Linked DNA regions of Homo sapiens: region 1 is linked to region 2. The links are chromatin contacts, found by Hi-C or POLR2A ChIA-PET in ENCODE. All regions are on one chromosome and are shown on one strand. The core of a region is the stretch at or near the end of the contact, and the rest is flanking DNA. Distances in the headings are between cores, read along the strand shown.

The links. Hi-C counts contacts between places; a loop is a spot of excess contacts on that map. ChIA-PET counts read pairs that join two places held with the same protein, here RNA polymerase II (POLR2A). Pooled maps may share reads with other maps.
Region 1: a pooled map shows a loop between it and region 2 (5-fold over the local background). The contact joins the enhancer-like site here to the promoter of ADO in region 2. A Hi-C loop is called at or near these places in 4 of 168 maps with a recorded cell type or tissue (CD4-positive, alpha-beta T cell, CD8-positive, alpha-beta T cell and naive thymus-derived CD4-positive, alpha-beta T cell) and 10 of 50 pooled maps. POLR2A ChIA-PET finds 5 or more read pairs at or near these places in 1 of 52 experiments (CD4-positive, alpha-beta T cell).

What each region holds. Positions count from the first base shown.
Region 1 is chr10:62,181,856-62,185,223 of GRCh38, forward strand. It overlaps a transcript of RTKN2 not described here. Among named protein-coding and RNA genes, the nearest start is that of LINC02621, 76 kb to the right of the region's middle. Within about 2 kb of position 1,681, at least 5 of the 41 ENCODE cell types and tissues checked have a DNase peak (open chromatin) inside an H3K27ac peak, as active enhancers do; they include CD4-positive, alpha-beta T cell and CD8-positive, alpha-beta T cell, where a contact is called at or near this core.
Region 2 is chr10:62,803,071-62,806,519 of GRCh38, forward strand. ADO (2-aminoethanethiol dioxygenase) reads left to right here and starts at 1,650. Exons shown (of 1, transcript NM_032804.6): 1 at 1,650-3,449. The coding sequence starts at 1,990. The coding sequence ends at 2,802. RefSeq lists enhancers at 1,405-1,664, 2,135-2,254 and a silencer at 1,705-1,954.

The DNA.
Region 1 (3,368 bases), core at 431-2,930, 620 kb before region 2:
GAGTAGCAGGAGATTAAGTCATATAGGTAATGGGGTCAGCAGACTGTGGACAGTCTTTTACTTCAGCTTTTACTCTGAATTAACTGGGGAGCATTTGAATGTTTTTTGCGCATGGAAGGTATACGACCTGACTTGTGTTTTCACAGGATCCTTCTGTCTGCTATCCTGAGTATAGACAGTAGAAAGCTATGTAGTAGTAGGGAGACCAGTTAGAAGGCTATTGTAATAATTCAGGCAACAGATGCTAGTGGCTTGAGTTAGGGTGGAAGCAATGGAGATGGTGATAAGTGGTTGGATTCTGGAGATATTTTTAACATATACTCAATAAGATTTGCTGGTGAATTAGATAGATGGTGTTTTGGATAGAGAGGAACCAAAGATGACTTAAAGGTTTTGACCTGAGCAACTGGAAGGATCGAGTTGGTGTTTACTAGATGAATAAAACTGTGAGAAGGTCAGAATTGGAACAGAATAGCAGAAGATCTTTTTAAAGTTTGAAATGACTACTATGCTTCCAAGTGCAGCAATTTAATAGGAGCTGCAACACACAAGTTAAGTCCTCACTTAACGTCATCAGTAGGTACTTGGAAACTTCAGCTTTAAGGAAACACACAATGGAACCAAATTACTGCAGGCTAATTGATATAAACAAGAGCTAAGTTCCTATGGCATATTTCTGGTCACAAAAACATCACCAAACTTCTAAAGAGTAAAACACTTCTAATATTAAACACTGAAATAAATGCGAACTATATATACTTTTAAGAAAGATTAATAAAAACAAGATAATTATTACCCAATTATTCCAGATGAGGGTTGAGGGTGGCCAGAGTCCACCCCAGCAGCTCAGGGTGCAAAGCGGAAGCCACCCTGGCCAGGACGCCATACCCTAGCAGGGGGCACCTCACACACACACCCACACAGGCTGGGACAATGTAGACACACCAATTCACCTGACATGCACATCTTTGGGATGTGGGAGGAAACCAGAATACCCAGAGAAAACCCACACAGACATGGGGAGAACATGGGAACTCCACACAGACAGGGGCCCCGGGCAGAAATCAATTTTTTTCCAATCAACAGTATAATGAAATGACACTGAATGGAATGATGTTATTTGAGGACCAACTGTCATTGCGTGTATGTATACATGTACACATTTTTATTTTACTTTTTATTAAGTCTTTATTATGTTATTATTTATTTATTTCAATAGGTTTTTGGGGGACCACATGGTGTTTGGTTACATGAGTAAGTTCTTTAGTGGTGATTTCTGAGATTTTGGTGCACCCATCACCCACATGCACACATTTCTAAATGCATAAAAAATTTTTGGAAATATACATTAAAAATTATTAACAGTGGTTACCTCTGGGTAATAGGAATCTTTGGAAACTGGCACTGGAATGTTAGAGGAGGAAGTAATATATGTTTTTGTTTTTTGATACCTTTCTGTATCATGTATGTACGTATATATGTATTACTATGTTCTATGTTACTTTTATGATTAAAAATTACTTAAAATTCTTGTGGTTGGTGAAATGAACCAAGTCACTGCAAACAGAAGTCTTACTAGGAAAGTCCACATTGGATCAGGGGTTTATAAGGTCCTTTCAAGCTCTGACATTGATTTCTGCAACTGGGTGTTAACTGGTAAGTCTCCCCGTCATTTCCTCCATAGGCTTCTGTGAAATTTGGTGTGTGAACAGCCTCTCTAATTCATCTGCTTCATCTTGAAAACAGTACCAAGAGCTCTCGGTGCTTAAATACCTCACAGGAAATTTGAGGTTGGATGAGATAAGGTGTTCAAATACTTTGAGTTACCACAAACACAGGTGCTCATGTAGGCACAATATTATGAGTCCTGGAATATTAACAGACCTAGTAAAAAGAAGCTGTTTCTGCCTTTTGATCACATAGGCATTTTGATACTCATGAACTCCATTTAGTCTGCGGTGGAATGAGTGTTTCTCCACAAACAGTATTAATTTTAGCATTTTTGTTCATGCCTTCTGTCAAACAAGATTTCTTCAGCCTTTGATTTTTATCAAGATTCACTTTATTCTTCAAAGCATTTAATTCAAGGTTCACTCCATCAGTGGGTGGATTAGTTGAGTAACTGAAATACCAGTGTTGAATGCCATAGTAGTTATAATATTTCTCTTCACAGGAGATATATTTACCAAAGTCATGTACTAATGAACAATGAAGTGACTGTCCAAATAGCAGACACCTGGTAAACACTGAATGGAAAATAAACATGGACAGCTCTACAAAATGTTTACTCAATGACTCTTAAATATTCTTCTAAGGTCACTATTATGTGTCAGGTGCCGTACTGGGTGCTAGGAATACAGGAAGGAGACGCGTTGTCTTTTCCCTCATGAAGCTTACATTCTACTAGAGAAATGTCACATTGTATTTTAAATTTTTCACACTGGTTCTAATGAAGTATTTGAGAAGCTATGTGAAGAGGAATTTGGAAGTTGCTGGCAGTTTCTGGAGATTATGTAGTTGATTACTATTATTCTGAAAAACAAAAAAAATCACCTTTAGTCACCCACAGAGGTAAAGAGAAAACCAGAAAGTCACCACCAATCAGAATCACAAAAGGCAGTCAGTGGAAAAGATTGCAAGTTTCAGGAAAAATGAGTTGTCTTAATATGTAAAAAAGCCTTTCTTAGAACTGGAACTTACAAGAAATGGGCTGAAAATTCTAAAAGCAAACAACCTTAAAGAATAATGTCAAACAGAGGCTGGATATTCATGAATATGATTGGTTGGGAGCATGGCTTCCGCCTACAGAAAGAGGTTGAAGTAGATTACCTCTGAGGAGCCTTCCTAGTCTAATTGAATAAGTACTGCAGTTATGAAATTATATTTTCTCTAGAGAACCCTTTCTCAACAACCAAATAACCCAAGTCGCTAATATTCTATTTATATTTTATAATTTCTTAACCAAGATCTCAAATAAGAACTAAGTAAAGAAAAAAACAGGCCTTGTTAGTTACTGAAGAGTAAATAGAAGTATAGTTTTCACTAGACAGTCTTGCCTGAAGCTCAATTAGAAATCTTACCATTCACTGGTAAAACATCTGCCAAAGTTAACAGGTAAACCACTAATTGGTAAGCGGTCACTCCAGGGCCCCTGCCATCATCACCATCCCCAACTCCCAGGAAATCTTGCAAAAAATTTTCCCATTGTTCTGCCTCCCTTTTCTAACTAATTTGCCAGCCAAATTTCTGTTTTCAGTACTAACTTTAGATGACTCTCCTCTCATGACAGCTTGACTTGTCACTCCTTATTTCTATAATCTATCAAAAATAGGACCTCCACAGTTAAAAAAAAAAAAACCCTCATAATT
Region 2 (3,449 bases), core at 400-2,899:
TAGGGGCAACCCGCTGTGGTCCCCTTCCAAGCTGTGGAAGCTTTGTTATTTCGCTCTTCACGATAAACCTTGTTACCCCTCAAAACAAACAAACAAACAAACAAAAAAAAACCACACACAAAAAAATAGGCTTCACTCCAGTTCTTCTGAATCAAAATCTCTGAGGTGTGACCCCAAGATCTTTATTTTTTAAGCTCTCCAGGGGGTTCTGATGAGTAGGGTTCAGAACTTTTGTTCCCTTAACACCGGCATTCTACAAATGAATAAATTGAGGCCCTAAAAGGGTAGGATTTGCCTAACGACACACAGCTTGTAAGTACACACAGTAGGCTGGAACAACAATATCCTGACTCTCGTTTGGTGCTTTTACACCAATTCAAGCTGCTGTTTTTGGTAAGACTGTACTTATTTCTGCTCTGCTGCTCATGCTTTGCTGGGTACTTAGTATTCACTATCCTACAACTTATTCCCTCATCTGCAATCTGGGAATAATAATAGTGCCTGCCTCTTAAGAGTTGCTGCAAGGATTAAATAGTATAACATTCATTATATAATGCACTTAACACAGTGCCTGGCATATTGTGAGTACTCATTAGCCAGGTTATGTAATCCACTTTAAAAAGTATGCCTATTTTAACTGGAGAGGATTCACTGAACCACTCCAATTACAAAATGTACAAGAAACCCATGTTCAGCTTTGGAATCCAAAAAGACTTTAAACTCAGGGTTAAGTTTAAAGTCATAGTATCTAATGTCTTGCTTTTCTAGTCATTTACTTATGCCAAAAGTTAGTTCACGCCAAGGAGAAGGATGCCTCTGTGTAGTGAAACAATTTCACAATTACTGACTGAACTGACTGTTGCACACCACTATTTCTCCTAGGATGCCTCAGAACCATCTAGTAACTCCATCTCTGGGTGACGACAGGGAATCTGCATTTATAAAAGCCCGCTCCCCCTTCTCAGGCAAACCAAGATTTGATAACCACTAGTATGTTCAGAATCCACGACCACTGTAAATGGCCTCTCAAGTCTCTCCAGCAAAAAGCTATACTGCTCTGTAACCAGAAGAGCAGCGTCATCAGGTCCTGATGCAAACAACAGCTGGGCCCAGCTGGGCCCAGCTGGGCCGAGTAACCTTGATGATCACAGAGGACGGCCTGGACCCCCTCCCCTCCTAGGAAACACAAAATTATAAAAGCGCCCTCCTGCAATTCCCGTGGGAGACAGTGCTGCCTAGGCCGCTACGAGGAGCTAAGGCTGACTCAACAGCCTCCTTCCCAGGGGCAAGGCCAAAGGAAGGCGACCCTGCATGGCTAACCAGGCCCCAGCGCGGCGCCAGAAGGTTAACGACCCTCCCTGCCCCTTTCCTTATGAAGGCCAAGAGCCTCCACTACTCCGGGGGCCAGCTGACGGAAGTGCGTCACTCCACCCTGCGGGGAGTGCCGGGAGTTGTAGTCAAGTGGCTACTAATCTTCCACCCCGATTCATCTTTTCTAAAACAAGAAAAACACCTCTGCATCCTGAAAAAGATCGCTTTATGCCCAACATGTGTAATAGTTCCTCTATTTTCCAATCAACAAACTGAACTATCTCAGAGCTCAAGCGGAAGGCCGGACTACAAGTCCCGGCATGCTCCGCAGGGTCCCCGGGCGCCCGGCCACCGTCGTAGGTGCGGGCCGCATGAATGGAGCGCCGGGCGTAAGGCAAAGCCTGGCACCGTCTGCGCGGCCGCTATCTGCTCCCGGAGCGTGAGTGCGGGGTGTGGGGCGTGCGCGTGCGCGCTCAGAGGGGGCTCAAGGCGAGCGCGCCGGGCAGTTGCGGGCGCGTGGCTGCTGAGGTTGGCGGCGGTGCCGCGCGCCCGACGGGCCGGTGGTTGCGGGGCCTCCCGCCTCGACCCGGGCTGGGGGCAGCCGTGGCGGCCGCCGGGGACCGCAAGGGGCGGAGGAAAGGAGGGGGCCGGTCCCGGCACGCAGAGGAGCAGCCGACCATGCCCCGAGACAACATGGCCTCCTTGATCCAACGGATCGCCCGCCAGGCTTGCCTCACCTTCCGGGGCAGCGGGGGCGGCCGCGGCGCTTCCGATCGCGACGCGGCTTCTGGCCCGGAGGCGCCGATGCAGCCGGGCTTCCCCGAGAACCTGAGCAAGCTGAAGAGCCTCCTGACCCAGCTCCGCGCCGAGGACTTGAACATCGCCCCGCGCAAGGCCACACTGCAGCCGCTGCCGCCCAACCTGCCGCCAGTCACCTACATGCACATCTACGAGACGGACGGCTTCAGCCTGGGCGTGTTCCTGCTCAAGAGCGGCACGTCCATCCCGCTGCACGACCACCCGGGCATGCACGGCATGCTCAAGGTGCTGTACGGCACCGTGCGCATCAGCTGCATGGACAAGCTAGACGCGGGCGGCGGGCAACGGCCGCGGGCCTTGCCGCCCGAGCAGCAGTTCGAGCCGCCGCTGCAGCCCCGGGAGCGAGAAGCCGTGCGGCCGGGCGTGCTGCGTTCGCGGGCCGAGTACACCGAGGCCAGCGGCCCCTGCATCCTCACACCGCACCGGGACAACCTGCACCAGATCGACGCCGTGGAAGGGCCTGCCGCCTTCCTGGACATCCTGGCCCCGCCCTACGACCCGGACGATGGCCGGGACTGCCACTATTACCGGGTGCTGGAGCCGGTCAGGCCCAAGGAGGCCTCCAGCTCGGCCTGTGACCTGCCTCGAGAGGTGTGGCTCCTGGAGACCCCACAGGCCGATGACTTCTGGTGCGAGGGAGAACCCTATCCAGGTCCCAAGGTCTTCCCTTGAAGCCACTGGCGCCCAGGAGCGGTGGGCCGAAGACGTGCCCTACCCTACCACAAGGGCTGTGTCTCTACCCCCTAGCCTGGGCGTTGGATCTACTGGAATGAGCAGCAGCCGCTTCCTCGGCAGCCTTGGGAAGCACGGGCGACTGGACAGCAGCCGCCGGGCACGGTTATGGGGGCGGGGTGGGCGGGGAGGCTAGATTGTTTCCTGGTACTGTCACTGCCACTGGGGCTTTGATTTGGAGGAATGGGGCAGGGGACTATCTGAAGCGCTTCCATCCTAAAGCCATAATGAAAATATCTTCCTCTCTTCCCCATTCTATACAAAATACTAAGTGGTTTTCTTGCTCCCACTCCCTACCCCTTAGTTAAATAGGGTTTATTTTCCACTCATGCCCTTATGCCTTTTTTTCTTATAGTTTTTTAACTTATTGACTGTGCATGACCCAGTGGTTTGAATTGTTTTTAGTTCAAGTCATTGGTAAAAACTAGGTTTAAGGAGATGAGCTACTGTTTAAAGTGAGCTGGCCTGCCTAATTAATTCCTTGTGAAAACTAAATGATTTTTTCAGTTTGGGGATCATTCTCACAACATAACTATGCATGTAGAGGACAAGATTTATTTTCTTTCCTCCCTTTGCCCAGTAGCCAC